Linked DNA regions of Mus musculus: region 2 is linked to region 1. The links are chromatin loops, found by intact Hi-C in ENCODE. Cell type or tissue: left cerebral cortex. All regions are shown on one strand.

Region 1 (8,000 bases):
AGACTAAAACCAGCTTCATTTCTGCCAGGCTGTTTCCAGTCTATTCTCACTGCTGAGGTGGTTTGTGGTTGCTCTGGGGCAATTAAGGCAAAGGTGTGCTGTTCCCTGGGGTATCCATGCCATTGGAGAGTAAAGGTTCCACTAGTCTGAGGATCGATCAGTCTGGTCTGACTGAGGCTTTTTCTATGGGCAGAGATCATTTTGGCCTGTGAAGGACAGCTTCTCCAGTAGGGGTGCTACTTGAAATCAAGATCCCCAGTACCATCAAGACTCTCTTAAAAATCTCTCTTTATCCATGTCTTCATTATTGTTTTAGGTGGTGTCTGTCTTCCTCATCTAGTGTCTACCTGAGACTAAAACAACATTGCTATTTGCTCTGGTCCTTCCAAATCTATTTACTGATTAACTCCCTAGCCCCTGCTGCCATTCACCAAGATCATGGTATCGAGAGGTGAATCCTTTGGGAATTGACCAAGTCCTGAGGGCAAAGTCTTTTTAAGATAAGGGATAAGGGATAAGTACCCTTATGAAAAAGAGGCTGCATAGATCCTTCCCCTGGGCCCCCTCTCCTAACTTTCAGGATCCTCTCCAGCATCCCAAGACAGCAATACCAGCTGTGAGCAAAGTGCTCCTGAGCATGTGAGAATATGTCATCTAAACTGTAATAGTTAGCTTGGAGCAAAATCTGAAACCCGTCTATGGAAGAGAAGAGAATTAAACTATGGTCACTGTTTAATAATTCAACTTCATTCCTAAGGAATTGGACTTTCTTCCAAAGACTACAACAGGCTGACAGCTGGACAGAAGTGAAGGGATATGACATTGTGACACTGTGAAAACTCATGTTAATACATTTATTTTGGCACTTATAACCCTCTTTGCTCTACCCATAGTGATAAAAACAAGACTGAACACCATTAGGAGTGGGTGAGAATAAAAATGGTGGCTTTAAAGCACATTCATGAGTCTTTAACAACTCTCCTGTACTGAGATACTGTCCTGAATCTAAGCAGAACTGTGTTTAAAACAATGAAGCTGAAGCTGTCACCTCCTGGTGCTTAACTTGTTAGCTGGAGAGAGCTCAATTCACTGTACCCAGGAAGGAGACTTTAGGGTCATGAAAGGTTCCTGGCACAGGAATCAACCAGTCTCAGTCAGATGATCTTTGGTATTTGTTTTGTAGGTAGCCATTTACTTAAAAATTAACCAAACAATACAAAACAAAAAACTTCTTTTTAAAAGTTCAAGCTGAACAAGTTAAGTTTTCTGATGTTTGTTAGTAAATTATGTCTAGTTACAACCAGGTCAATACTCTAATTCTGGCTTTTATTCATTGACTTATATATAATAGTAGAAATTATAAATAGAAGAAACAGCCGGGCGGTGGTGGCGCACGCCTTTAATCCCAGCACTCGGGAGGCAGAGGCAGGTGGATTTCCGAGTTCGAGGCCAGCCTGGTCTACAAAGTGAGTTCCAGGACAGCCAGGACTACACAGAGAAACCCTGTCTCAAAAAAAAAAAAAAAAAAAAAAAAAAAAAAAAAAATAAATAAATAAATAAATAGAAGAAACAAAACAACTTCATATTCAGTTCCAAATCCTAATGACTGGGGAAAATGATGAGCTGTGTTTTAAGAGGCATAGAACACTGGGTATAAACTCTAGGAAGAATTACCTAATTGGGGAGGTACTGATAATTTTAAGATGCATTGTGGTGGTTGACATGACGGCAGAGGTAAAGTGCAGTTTACTTCCCAGAAGGAAGAAGACACCTGGAGCAGGGGCATATTGCTTGTCTTGTACTACTCTGAAATCTTCTCCATTACTGATATGCATAAAAAAACCAAAGAGATCCAATCTTAAAAATTACAACAGTACAAGAAACATTTGATGTGGCTATATGAGAAAATGTGGTCCTTTTAAAACTGCCCTTTGTATGGTTGAAGAAAGCAACTTAAAAGGTTTTTTTTTTTATCTGATTGTTAGTTTATAAATGTACCTGTGTACAACATTTTAAAGAACCTTCTGAGAATCAATAGTAAAATTGTGAAAATAGATACATTTTGTATTTTAATATGACTTATTTTTATTTTATTTGTGTGGGGGTTCTGCCTATATGTATGTATGTGCACCACGGACATGCAGTAACGTAGTAGAGGTCAGAGAGGGTATTAGGTCCCCTGAAACTGGAGTTACAGATACTCCTGAGCTGTCATGTGGGAGTTGGAAATCAAACCCTGGTCCTCTAGTAGAGCAGTCAGTGTTCTTAACCACTGAACCATTCTCCAGCTCCCAATACATTTTGCATTCTAATGTAAACGACTAGCATTTTAAAAATCCTAAGAGCTGATTAACCAACATTTCATCTTTAAATTTTCATGTACTGCATACATTTTCAGTGGACTGAAGAACTGCCCTTCAACTAGCTGAGACTGTACATCTATAAAAAAAAAAAACAAAACAACAACAACAAAAAAACAAACCTGAAGGTTACTCAGAAAACAACACTATTACCATTTTCATCCCAGATCTGTCTCAACTGGTTGTAAAATTTCTTCTGAAAGACTTAATTGTATTTGGGTCAAGGGTAAAATGAGTAGCTGGGTATTAAACTATTTTTAATTTGAAAATAAAAACAACAATAAATAAATACAACAATATTATATACCAATTCATTTGTCTTCATATGTAAGAAAGATTACCAGGAGAAAACCAAGAAGTGGGCTATGTATTTCATGTTCTTGTTTTGCCAGTTAAATTCAGTTCACTTTATTTTGCCCATATTTTATAACCATATCACTAAGTCATGTACATAAAATCAGGCAACAGGGCTGCTTGCCTGGTACCACTTAGTAGTCATTTTATTTTCACAGCACAAAGCATCCTTGAACTTTATCTCCGATGTTCCCAAGATATAGGTCTGGAGTTACTGCCAGTAGAATCAGAAGGGTGACCCCGCATCCAAAGAGTCTTAAGATGGAAACCCGGTATGTCAGAGGGGCCTGGGCTGACTCTCTCTATACTATTGAGGGTCTTCCACCAGCATGCCAGTCAGAGCTTTTGGTGCCCAATAAGGCCTTTTCATCAGGACAACTACCCTACAGGTGATACCCACCCCAGAGCAAAGTATTGTTGGGGAAACATAGACACCTAAATGATTTGACCTCTGTATTTTCAAGAACTCAACAACCATGCTTCTGGGTGAACCTTATAAAATGAATGGATTCATCTCTCCTTGAACGTGAGTGAAGCCTGGTGTTCATCGCTGGCATCGCTTCTTCTAACCTTGATGACTTCATGTTCTTCACCCTTACACTTCTTCAAATCCATGAGTCATGCTCTGTTTATGTTGTCTCAGAACCAATTCTAGCACAGATCCAAACATAAGGACACCAGTCAGAAGGAGGAGTTGGGGCAGAGAAGGCAGGCCAGTCGTGGGTGCCAGGCAAAGGTCAAAATGCAAGCACAGGACATTTCAGCCCGGGCTACAAATCTCGTGACGCCTGGCACTTTTCCAACTCCAGACTCCTGATTCCATTGCTCTGGAAACAGCTGGATTTTCTTCCTCTGTGTTTGTTTTGGGCATCAAACAAGAAACTTGAAGGGGAGGGAAGACGACATTTGTTAGAGCATTCTTTGAATTAACAAATTACCTTTAATATCAATCCTCAAAAATAAAAACCCGACTACATGATTTTTGCGTTTCGATGGAGTGGTTTAGGAAAAGCTTGGGTGAAAAGAAGATACACAAATAAACAAAGCTTCTGTCCACCCGGATCCAGCAGGTCCTTAGCGCCGGGGGCGGAGCGGGGGTGGGGCGTCGTGATGTCACAGCACCGCCCTGGTGTTTTTGTGTTTCCAGCTCTTGGGAAAAGCCACCCTATTTCTTTACCTGGTGGTCCTTTACCTTCAGGCCGCGAGATCTCCAGGTCCTTCTCTGGACGTTTAGCCACGTAGTGCGGCGACTGGCGCGTGGGAGCTGACGCGGGTGGAGCGATTGTGATAAGGCTGACATTGACTGGGGGTGGCCAGACGCGAGACGCAGTCATCAGCGCGCGCAGCAGGCCCCGTCCGGGGAGCCCCTACATCCTGAGGTCCATCATGAAGTTCCAGTATAAGGAGGACCACCCCTTCGAGTATCGGAAAAAGGAAGGTGAAAAGATTAGGAAGAAATACCCGGACCGGGTGCCGGTGAGTGGGGGCGGGGAGGGAGAAGGCAAGCTTGAGGAGTTTGGGAGCTGGTTGCCCTGGAGCTACCGAGGTAGCCTGGCGATGGCGGGTGGCCCTGGCACAGGAGGGTCATCGGAATCAAGTATTCTTGACCGGCTTTGACAAGCTTGTATCCCCAGGGCCTGTAGCCACTTTTGGCATCTCGAAAGCGCAGCGTGCGCGTGGTGGGTGAGTCAGCAGGATTCAGCACCCATGGAGGTTGGGATGTGCGCGTGGCGAGGCCTGTGTGTGCGGGGGCGACTGGTTGGGGGCCGCAGATAGGATATGCTATAGAAAAACGCGTCCCAACCCTGTAGCAGCAGGTGAGATGAGCCTTGTGCCCATCCATGTCTGCTCAATTGGTTCTCCATGAAAACGAGTCTCCTTCCCATTTCCTTGAGCGTAGGAGGAAAAACTCGAGAAGCCCCTAGATTCTGACCTGCGTTTTTTTTTTTTTTTTTTTTTTAGAATTGGGGGTGGGGTGGGGTGAGGGGCTTCACCAGGCGGGCCCTCAAACAAGGTCATGCCTGCCTCCACCTCATTATTGTCTCCTGGGCCATGTGTGGAAAAAGAAGGTCCGTGCTCTGCACTGTGATAGGTGGGTGGGCTCTTGGATCTCAAGAACCAGTACTGAGAACCGTTTCCTCCATTAATTATACCCCGATTTAAGCAGCTAATACCTAGTTCATGCAGTGGGGAGAAAAATACTAAGGGAGTCTTCAGCATCCGGGTGTTTTCCACTTTACCCCCTCCCCCGCCCACTTGCCTTTTTTTTTTTCCTCCTCTTTTGAAGGCTGCGCAGCAGAATTGGAAGCAAAGGATGACATCGCTTTTAAATATGGTGGATAGAGGACCAGGGACTTTAAAAAATCGTTCTCTTTATTTGTACAGGCAATGATGTTATATTAGGTTGGCGTTCCTCTAACTTTGAAGGGTAAAAGAGCTGTGCTAACCTGATAATTTTTTTTTTTGATGCATAAGTAATAGGGGGGAGGGACTTCTTCCTTATTCTTTATCTCAGCCAGGGCTACCAGAAGAAACGGAGGTCCAGCAAGAGAAAGCCCTCAGCCCCATTTTCTACCCTCAGCCCCATTTTCTACCCTCAGCCCCATTTTCTATGAGGAAGAAGAGAGCTAACTATTCCACCATTCTCCAGAAATTACATATACATGGCTCTTCCAGAACGGCTGGGCACACTCCAGTCATGCCTTCCTACTACACAGTCCTTCACATGTTATTTCCTTGAGCTCAGGACTGTGGAGGATTGCTTTCAAAATTTCTCTCAGTTTGTCAGCCCCACTTAATATTTTAAAATTACACATGGACCACACAGCTGGCAGCACTCTGAATGCCTTGTCTGTGTACTCACCGACTCTCGTCACAGCATTAAAATCCCTGTGCTAGAGACATGCTCTGAAGCACAGGGCAGTGAAGTCACCACCCACAGGTTTGACATTGCTGACTGGTGGAGGAGAATTCCAGCCCTGGCTGTCATGCTTCAGGGCTTCCAGAGCCCTTGGGCTTCCAGAGTTTTGTTTTTGTTTTTGTTTTCCAGTTTGTAGTACAGTTAGATGAACGCCTTGTAAGGTTGAGCCCTAGAAGTAGGTTAACACCTGCTGCCATCTGGAGTTCAGGTGGTAGTTGGTGCCAGCCAGGAAACTTAAGTGAACACCTACCCCCATTATTCAGAACTTTAACAGAAATCCGAGCTGTGACCTGCAACTGTTTCCAAATTCAGCTAAAACCTCCGTCCTTCCTCAAGACAGAGCCCCCTCGCATTCAGTTGTGTACAGCACTCACCCACAATATTGCAGTTTCTCTGTATTCTCCTGTTTGTGACTTGATGCTGAATGTTTTACTTCAGTGATGATTTGTAAGCCAAGACACCTTCGCTTAGATCTCATGGATCCCTGGATTTCACACCCAGATGGTACCTCCCAATCTGAGAGGTTCTCAACCTCTCATCTGGTTGTGACATAGAACCCTGCTGAGATTTGTGTGGGGGTGGGAGTGGGGGCAACACTAAAATTGGAACCCTTTGCCTGGTGTCTTCTCCATGACTGGATTATAACAGGAGTTCTCCTGCCTTGGTCACAGGGCCGAATCTTCCTATGTTCAGGTATTTACAGGAAAGCCGCTAAGTTTCTAAGGCAGTCTGACTCACAACTTAAGCTTGGCCTCTTAAGAGGTGTGCGTGGGCCTTGGGAGAAGGGATCATGGGATCTTGAGATAACCGTGTGTTGGAGACCTGTAACAGCAGGAACTGTAGGACATACTATTTTTAAACATTTGTAAACATCCCTATGGTGTATGAGCCACTGCGACAGATGCAGAAAACAAGTCCCCTCTCCTTTTGGTTGGAGTTCCAGGACTCAAGAGTTCCTGTGGTGAATACCAGGGCTCCCTGTTTCCTGTGCTCTGTTTGTAACCTGCCTCTTTCCTTCCTCTTTTTTGGTCTATTTCTTTTCAAGTTCTTTTCTATTTCCCTTGAAGCTTTGGATTCACGTCTGTCTACCCAAGCATTTTCTTGTACTTGTTTGTATGGTATCTGGGGGTGGACAGGTATGTGGCTTGATGAAGAAGCTCGAAAAGGTCGGAAACACACTGACAGACACTCAGCTTCTAGGGATACTTGTCCAGTGTTGTTTCTGCTTCTTTGCTTTTGTGTATTTCCCATTTCTTATCTCTAAGATGAGATTTTCAAAACAAAGAATCTAATGTTAATATTCTTGTCAGATATTTTCTGTTCTCTGAGCCACTCTGTAAACATCACCGAAGATTTTGTGTCTTTTTCTTTGTTACAAAATGCAGAATCTTTAAAAGTGTTATGAAAAAACTTAATGTCGACATTGAAAGTCCCTTAAAATTCTAACACGGTTACTAATGCTGAATAACTTAGTGTGTGACTCTCAAAAAGTGTCCCTCATTATAAAAATTCAAAATAGCTTTCACTCAGCAATGAACACTTTTCTGCAAAGATTGAAATCTGAACCACATTACGTGCGTGTGTATGTGTATGTGTGTGTGTGTGTGTTAGTCATCACTGTAGCAGTGTCTGAGAAGGTCAAATTCTATAGGGAAAGAAAGCTACTGACTTCAGAAGTCTTTGTCCATGCTCTTAGATGGCCCCAGTCTTTGGCCTGGTGGTGCGTCAAACTATCGTGTTAGAAGCATAGAGGCACAGATGAGGGAGGATTAGTCTCTGGCTCAAACACCTAAAACCTCCATGATGCCCCACCCCTTAAAGTTTCTACCACTTGCTCATAGCACCAAGGCAGGAGCACTTTTTTTTTTTTTTTTTAACACAACGGCCTTTGAAAGGCAGTGAAGTTCTAAATTATAATGTTGTGCTTGTAACAAATGGCATTTCCCCCTCTGTGTAAGTGTGTACACAGGCGAGGGAGCATGTGTGTGATTGCGTGTATGTATGTGGAGGCCAGATGTTGGTATCTCACACAATTCTTGCTTACTCTTCACATTACTCAGTGTGAATCCAGAGCTTGCCCCTTTAGTTACTCCAGCCAGCCAGCTTGACCCAGGGATCTCCAGTTTCTGCCTTCCCAGCATGGGGACTGCACATCCAGTGGGCACTCACATGGAGTTTGGGGATCAGAACTCAGTCTTCACACTTTGACAGAGAGCGCTTTTGTGACTGCTTCTTCTCCTGGGTCTGTAAATGGTATTTTAGAGGAAAAATAAATAGGTCATCAGACACATCTTAGAAACACAGAACATCTCTTCAATTCTCTAATAAAATACCGTAGGGTGAATGACTTTTATAGCCCTTTATAG
Region 2 (8,000 bases), 1.1 Mb before region 1:
TGACCTCGGAACTCAGAAATCCGCCTGCCTCTGCCTCCCGAGTGCTGGGATTAAAGGCGTGCGCCACCACGCCCGGCTGTGGCCATTCCTTCTTAAGCTTCCTTCTGGTGGCCTTTTCTTTTGTGAGGGCTAGTTTGTGCTTTTTTGCCAAGGCTGGCTTGAACTACTACTGGCTCAAGGCTTGCCTCAATCTCTGGTCGCTGGAAACATAGGTAAGCAGTGCTGAGCCCAGCTCCAGCTTGGCTGGGAACGTCACTTTTTCTTGTGACAGCTGCTATCAACTTCGGAGCCTATCTATCCTGCCAACCCACTAACCAAGCCTACCTTTTCCCAGGTCAAAGGAGAATTTGTCCTTGCGGTCCAGACTGGAGTCAAACTTTGTGCCATCTAGCAGCCAGCCAGTGTAGTGGACAAAGACTCGGTCCCCGATCATGGGTGTCTCTGTGCCTGTACCCTCTCTCTTGATGACCTGGGGGGGAGGGGAAGAGAAGGTGAGTACCTAAGGATGTGGGCAGAAGGGCCCCAACTGCCCATAAGCCCCCCAAAGACACATACTGGATGGACTCGGCTGCACCCACTGCCCCCTGCTTCTTTTCAGCAGGTCCGAGAGCTTAGTCTTCAAATGATGGATACCAGTGATTAGCTTAGATTCAACTAACCTCCCTAGCCATCTCCCTCCAGGTCTTGCTTTAGAGAACTGCATATAATTTGGGTTCAAGTTTTGTCTATGGTTTTGGACAAGTTGCTAAACTATCCAGAACTTATCGGTCAGGCATTGAGGACAACCCCTATCCTCCAGAGGTGTTTGGGGGAAAACAAAAATAAAAACAAAAACCTGATAGAAAGTAGTGGATCACCAGATCAGGGTCTGGTTTGAATAGAAAGGAACAGGAGTAATGAAAAGAAAAAGATCCCCTCAAAACTGGGAAAAAGGAAGGACCAGATTACAGCCGAGCACAAAGGCTCTGTATCAGGCGCTGGAAACTACATGTGGGAAGGGAAACTACCTGTCTGGCAAGCCAAGGAGTCCTTTATCTCTCCTGCGTGTATAGGCAGGCGTCTATTTCTGCTTAACATTCTTATATATGGTGACCCCATAGGAGAGCCAATAGGTAGATATGGAACCCATCCTCTAAGGCTTCCTTGATAAGAATGTACAGGGCCCCGCGAAGGAATGGAGGATAAAAGAGGAACAGACCCCGTCTGGGAATCAGAACCTAGCGCAAAGGAGAAAGGGCCACATGTTCACGGGGAGCAGCAAGAGTTGAGGTAAAAAGCCAGGAGCATTTCTGGACCAACGAGGCTCCCTAAGGTCTCTGGTTTGCACAAGCCACACACACTAGAAACTGAGCAATGGGACTCACGGAGGAGAAACAATGGATGCAGGGAGACATGCAATGCAGGTTAGGATTTCACCGTCCTGGACTGCTGGCAGAACCTGCTCTGAAACGGCGTCCATTGTCCCGACCCGGGTCAGGGCGCCCTCCCCCTCGCTCCTCGGGCTATTTGCAGTCAGGCGATTAGTGAGCCGCTGGCTCTAAGGCAATGCACCTCCCCCCATGGCCAGCACCCAGTACCCCCCAACTCAGAAAGACTCAGGAGGGGCAGGCGAGGAACTACAGGTCCCGGCATGCATCGCTCTCGCTCTCCCCGGGCCGAGAAAGGGGGCACAGCATGGCCGAGCCCGTGACCTCGCTGGATCTCGGCGATTGCAAAAGGGGCGCAGAAAGGCACAAAGGGCTTTGGGCCAGGAACCTGCTCCCGGGAGCCGTTTCAGGTCCTAGCTAATGTTTAACTTTCAAGTGGGCGAGCCCTGGCGCACCTTCGTCCAGGTGGACGGCGCACGCTGCGGCCGAGGGGTTCCCGGGAGGCGAGGCCTGAGTCCCTCGGCGCGCCCGAGCCTCGTGCACCCCGCCCGGGCCCCCTGGCAGCGGCTCTCGCGCTCCGCTCCGCCCCTCTCAGCCGCACAGTGCAGCCGGATCGAGTTGGCGTTGCAGTGGGGGCTTCTTCCCGGACCCGGGCCGCACCCTCCGGAGCGTGCAGCCGCCGTGCCGTTTTCAGGGCTGCAGCCTGCGCAGGGAAGACGAATCCCCCCCATCCTCCGGCCGCGGTACCCCCAAGGCCCATGAGCCTGCAGCCGAGGACTCCGCGGCCCCTCACCTTGAGCACGCCCTCGTCCTGTTTGGGGCTGATGTCCACTCCTTCGAGAGGCAGGGGCGCCGACTGCGCCCCGTTCTCCGCCGCCTTCATCTCCTCGGCGGTCATGGCCGCTGGGCGCACCGTTGGCTGCGAGAGTGTGGCAAGCGCGAGCACGGCACTCTGGCCGCCGACCGGAGTGAGCGACGGGGCGGCGTGCGGCGGAAGGCGGCGCTGCCCACCTCGAACCGCGCTCCAGGCTCGCGCACCCGGCTATCCGCGCGCTCGCCGGCGGCGGCCGAGTGGGGTGACGCCGAGGGGCGGGCCTGGCGCGGCCCGGCCTGCAATTGGTCCCCTCCGCCTCGGGGGCGGGGCAGGGAGGAGCGGCACGAGCGGGCTGCAAAGGGGCGGGAGCGGAGAACTTTCTAGAGAAGCGGTTAAACGGGTTGAGGCTCTTGGACTGAGGGTACTGGAGTGGTTTGGTTTTTTTGTTTGTTTGTGTCGTTTTTGTTAAGATTTGCTTTTCTGGTTGATGGCCCCTAGGAGTGCCCTCCTCCTACACCAGGACCTCTGGGATCACAATCTTCCCTATGTCGTTCCGCCCCACCCCCACCCTTACCCCACCCCTCTGCCCGCGTCTAAGCGATTTTTCCAGATCCTTCTCTATCCTCAGGACTCCAAGTGGCGAGCCTCCCAAGTCCGGGCCTGCCTCGTGGCCGGCCCTGCTCACCCAGGCCCACAGCGGAATAGCTGGAGACAGGCAGTCAGATGTGAAGTGGCAAAGATCGGCCTCCCGTGATTGTGCCACAGATGCCCATGGTTCCAGGCGTGGGCACCTGAGCAGTGTGGGAAAGAGAGGTCGAGGGATTGAAAGTGTGGGCCCCGTAGGGACAGTTTCAGCCCAGGTGCACAGATCGGACACAACTTTGCCCTCCCTGCAGCCTGGCAGGCCCACCGCAAAAATGCCATGAGCAGATTTATAAGAGCCATAGACTTGTAAGTGGAGGTACGTGTGTTAAAATTCCTTTTCTCCCACCATACTAATCAGCCTTTTTTGGTTAGTACTGGCACACAAAATGGTTTCAGCTCACGCGAAAAAAAAATTTTTTCCCCCTTCCCCCTCTTTACTAAAGGTGAATAGGAAGGAAGGTTTTCTCAACCTGCTCGCTGCTCCTATGAGATGCCTGTGGAGTTCTGAGTCTGTGTGGCTAAAACCATGAAGTTCTGATTACCGGAACAGTGCTGGCTTGATGGAAGATCTGTCTGGAGAGGTCCTGACTCTGCCCAGCAGTTTAGTACCCAGTTATACAGCCTGGTGAGTGCTATCAGACCTGCCTATTGTATTATTGGCTTTGCGAGTTTTCATTCCAGTGTAATGAACTTTTTGTCTCTGTGTGCCCAGCATGGTGCTGTTCGTGGTCCAACGCAAGTGATGGCGTTTAAGTAGGCAATAAGCTAGTTATTATATGGTGCCTGCGAGATGGCTCAGTGGATGTTGGTGCTTTTGAAAGTCTTTAGACCTGGGTTTTATCCCTAACACCCACAGTATTGAGAAAACCCCTTCAAAGTTGTCTTTTGACATCCACACTTGTGCCCTATTATCCCTCCCAAAGAAGTGAAATAATAATAACCCTTATTATGATGGTTTAAGTATATTAGGTATTTTATTGTAGTCCCTTCTGATGGAACCAAACAAATGGGTTGTAGAAGTAAGCTACTCTTTCCAGCAATTTATAGTCTCATGAGTTTAACCATGGTCTGATTTGTTAGGTGGCTAGAGACACTGCCAGAGAATATGTGGGGTGTGTGTGTGGCTACTCTGGTAGTGAAGGCTCTTGGTAGTGAATGGAGCCTTTGTATACCACTGCCTTGCACATGGTACTTATCTTTCTGGTGCTCACATAGGTACCTGCTGATTATGGTCTTTGGGTGTTATCTGGCACAGCAAGTTGTGATGGAGAAAGTATTAGCAGTGAGTTTGTGTCTCTTCCCTGAGAACAGCATTGTTGGAGGCCTAACTCCTTTGATCTCATGAGCACCTCCCAGTGGAGCACTCAGCACCAGCACTCAGTGCCTGCAGACTGCGGGCACAAAGTTACCTAAGGTTATGATAGACAGCTCTTATTGGTTAGCAATAAGCAAAGGGTTGGCTCACCTTGCAGTATAGCTGTCAAAACTGGGGCAGGTTTTGTCTGTGAGTCCTGTCAATAGGGTGACCCAGTGGTTACAAAGGAGGGAATGTTCCGGTGTGTCTAGTGCAGCACTTGGCTTCCAGTGGTAAGTGGATAGGTGATGGCCACTGCTATAATGTGATGTGTGTGGGGATGGCGGTGAGCATGAAACACTGCAGTAAGGGCATGGAGCACTGTAGTAAGGGCATGGAGCACTGCAGTAGGAGCATGGAGCACTACAGTAGGAACATGGAGCACTGCAGTAAGGGCATGGAGCACTGCAGAAGGAGCATGGAGCACTGCAGTAGGAGCATGGAGCACTGTAGTAAGGGCATGGAGCACTGCAGTAGGAACATGGAGCACTGCAGTAAGGGCATGGAGCACTGCAGTAAGGGCATGGAGCACTGCAGTAGGAGCATGGAGTACTGCAGAAGGAACATGGAGCACTGCAGTAAGGGCATGGAGCACTACAGTAGGAACATGGAGCACTGCAGTAAGGGCATGGAGTACTGCAGAAGGAACATGGAGCACTGCAGTAAGGGCATGGAGCACTGCAGTAAGGGCATGGAGCACTGCAGTAGGAGCATGGAGTACTGCAGAAGGAACATGGAGCACTGCAGTAAGGGCATGGAGCACTGTAGTAAGGGCATGGAGCACTGCAGTAGGAACATGGAGCACTGCAGTAAGGGCATGGAGCACTGCAGTAGGAGCATGGAGTACTGCAGAAGGAACATGGAGCACTGCAGTAAGGGCATGGAGCACTGTAGTAAGGGCATGGAGCACTGCAGTAGGAACATGGAGCACTGCAGTAAGGGCATGGAGCACTGCAGTAAGGGCATGGAGCACTGCAGTAGGAGCATGGAGTACTGCAGTAGGAACATGGAGCACTGCAGTAAGGGCATGGAGCACTGCAGTAAGGGCATGGAGCACTGCAGTAGGAGCATGGAGCACTACAGTAGGAACATGGAGCACTGCAGTAAGGGCATGGAGCACTACAGTAGGAACATGGAGCACTGCAGTAAGGGCATGGAGCACTGCAGAAGGAGCATGGAGCAATGCACTAAGAGGGAAGGTATCCTGCAAGGACATGAGGACAGGTCTCCAGTGAGAGGGCTTTCCCTCAGCGATGCAGCTGTGGATGGAGGCCAACAGACAGGGACTGAGGTCTGGAACCTCAGGGCAGGGCTATGTGCATCTGGAATTTTTCCTGGTCGTGTATGTCCCTTTTTTTTTTCTTGAAAAAAATTTAAGTTTTTTTTTTTTCCCTAACCTTTTTACATGTATGGGTTTTTTGCCTGTATGTTTGTCTGAGCACTGTGTGCGTACAGTGCCCATGAGGCCTAGAGAGGGCACTGGATCCTCCAGGGTGGCATTAGATCAGTGTACTATCATGTAAAGCTGGGAATTGAACCCAGGTCTTCTGGAGGAATGGCCAGCCTGAACCTTCCTCATGTGCACTCCTTAGGAGGTCTCGTGGTCTCCTCCTCCTCCACCCTCCTCATTTAAATAATACTGTCACTGTGCCAGTAAGTGTGCACCCATATGTATATGGTATTCTTCTCTAGCCCTTTCTACCTAAAAGAACGTATTTTCTGTTATGGTACTGTATGGTTGGAGTGTGTGTGTGCGCGTGTGTGTGCGTGTACCTGTTTCAGCATGGATGTTCCACAGCATGACTGGCAGTCAGAAAACAACTTTGTGGAGTCAGCTCTTACCTTCCACCTTGACATGGACTCTAGAGAGAGAACGCAGGACATCAGGTTTGCACTGCACAGTGCTCTCAGTGGATGAGTCCATCCCCCCACCCCCACCCCCACCCCCACCCCCTAAGACACCTCCACCTCAAGACAGGGTCTCGCTATGTAGTCCTGGCTGTCGGCTGTCCTGTAGCTCACTCTGTAGACCAGTCTGGCATCGAACTCACAGAGACCCACTTGCCTCTGCCTCCCCAGGGCTGGGATTAAAGGCGTGCACCTGGTTCTCAGTCCATCCACCTTTTGAGACAAGGTTTGACATTGAACCCAGCACTTGCTGATTGGCTGATTGGAGAGCTCTTGATCCTCTGGTTTCTTCTCAAACAGGAGGTCCCTACCCTTTAAAGCAACAGGTTTCTTGTTTTCCTCCCCCAACCCCGTTTTCTCGATAAGATTTTTGTCTGTTGTAGATTTCTTACTTAGAGGATGATGCATTTTAAATGTCTTGCATTAAAATTGTAATTTTATGTTTTTGAAGAATGGCAGCAGCACAGGAAAGAGAGGAACAATTGAAAACAAAAGAAAAGGATTCTTCAGAGAAGAAACAGGCCGGGCAGTGGTGGTGCACACCATTAATCCCAGCACTTGGGAGGCAGAGGCAGGCGGATTTCTGAGTTCGAGGACAGCCTGGTCTACAGAGTGAGTTCCAGGACAGCCAGGGCTACACAGAGAAACCCTGTCTCAAAAAACAAAAAAAAAAACAAACAAAAAAAAAAAACAAAAAACAAAAAACAAAAAAGCAGAGAAGAAACAGAAATGGAAACTAGAACATGTGGGACAGATTTTCCTAGAATGCAAACAAAAATACTGCTAAAGATGTTGAAAACAAACAAACAAACAAAAACAGTGAAGTGAAGCGCATGCAGGGTCGGCGGGAGGACCGGCCTGCTCTGTCCCCTGCTGCCGCAACACTGAGCAGTGGGTTTTGTACTTTCCAGGTTGGAAGTCCTGTTTGCCATTGGGTTTTTCAGTCCTCATGCAAAGTGATGGGTTTCATTATGGCCTTTCATATATAGATGTCACTCTCCTTTGTTCTTGTCCTCTGTTCTCTTCTACCCACTCCCCATTCGGCTTGCCTTCTCCCTTTCCCCAAGTGGTCTCTCTTTCTGTTTTCATCTCCAATATACATATTTGATGCATTTAGATCCCACACGTGAGGAAACATATTTATTCAAGTCTGGCTTATTTTGCTTAGAATAATCTTTGGTTCTGTCCTTTCTGTGTGGCTGAGTAGCGTTTCACTGGGCATATATACCACATTTTAAAACTCACCTGTCGCTGGACTCCTCAGCCTCACCACAGTCAGTGGCTGTGAAGCCTGCAGCAGTGGGGCGGAAGCCCCGTGGCCACTTCATGAGACTTAGCCCTAGGTCTTTTTGTTTGCTGTGGCTTTAAATGTCTCCAAAGCTCTTCTGTTACTGTTTTTATGTTTTGGAAGTGAGATCTCACCATGTATCCCATCGTGGCCTCAGTCCTTGAGCCTCTGCTTTCCAAATGCTTGGATTAAAAGCCTGGCGGGGCAGTGGTGGCGCTCACCTTTAATCCCAGCACTTGGGAGGCAAAGGCAGGCGGATTTCTGAGTTCGAGACCAACCTGGTCTACAGAGTGAGTTCCAGGACAGCCAGGGCTACACAGAGAAACCCCGTCTCAAAAAAAAAAAACAAAAACAAAACAAAAAACAAAAAAAAAACAAAAACAAAAAAGCCTGTGCTACCATGGCAAGCTCTCCCCCCCAACACCCCCCCCTCCGTTCCAACTGGGCAGTTCAGTGGCTTTAAATATAATATAACGTTGTGCAACCACACAATGTTGATTTTGTGTTTGTTCTTGTTACAGTCTCCTATAGCGGAGGCTGGCCTTGACTGCTATGTGGCCAAGGGTGACCTTGAACTTCTGATTCCCCTGCTGCTACCTCCCAGCTTCTGGGATTATGATGGAT

Evidence for each region. Peaks named below come from ENCODE experiments on the same cell type or tissue, not always from the same donor. Only the 100,000 strongest peaks of a DNase experiment are listed, where the experiment ranks them.
Region 2: it touches region 1 in a loop (4-fold over the local background); 2 of 42 quality-filtered maps call a loop at or near these places.

The regions. Positions count from the first base shown.
Region 1 is chr6:129,529,347-129,537,346 of GRCm38, forward strand. It overlaps Gabarapl1 (gamma-aminobutyric acid (GABA) A receptor-associated protein-like 1), which reads left to right and starts at 3,846. Exons shown (of 4, transcript NM_020590.4): 1 at 3,846-4,190. The coding sequence starts at 4,101. 1700101I11Rik (RIKEN cDNA 1700101I11 gene) reads right to left here and starts at 3,938. Exons shown (of 2, transcript NR_045270.2): 1 at 3,892-3,938; 2 at 2,601-3,596. In left cerebral cortex, a CTCF peak has its summit at 3,244; DNase peaks (open chromatin) are centred at 3,513, 3,865, 4,400, 5,018 and 4 more places; H3K4me3 peaks cover 4,719 bases; H3K27ac peaks cover 3,169 bases.
Region 2 is chr6:128,436,246-128,444,245 of GRCm38, forward strand. It overlaps Fkbp4 (FK506 binding protein 4), which reads right to left and starts at 2,411. Exons shown (of 10, transcript NM_010219.4): 1 at 2,161-2,411; 2 at 325-469. The coding sequence starts at 2,265. Gm10069 (predicted gene 10069) reads left to right here and starts at 2,512. Exons shown (of 5, transcript NR_028593.1): 1 at 2,512-3,142; 2 at 3,270-3,451. In left cerebral cortex, CTCF peaks have their summits at 2,365, 2,584 and 4,197; DNase peaks (open chromatin) are centred at 1,606, 1,962, 2,469 and 2,934; H3K4me3 peaks cover 2,264 bases; H3K27ac peaks cover 1,725 bases.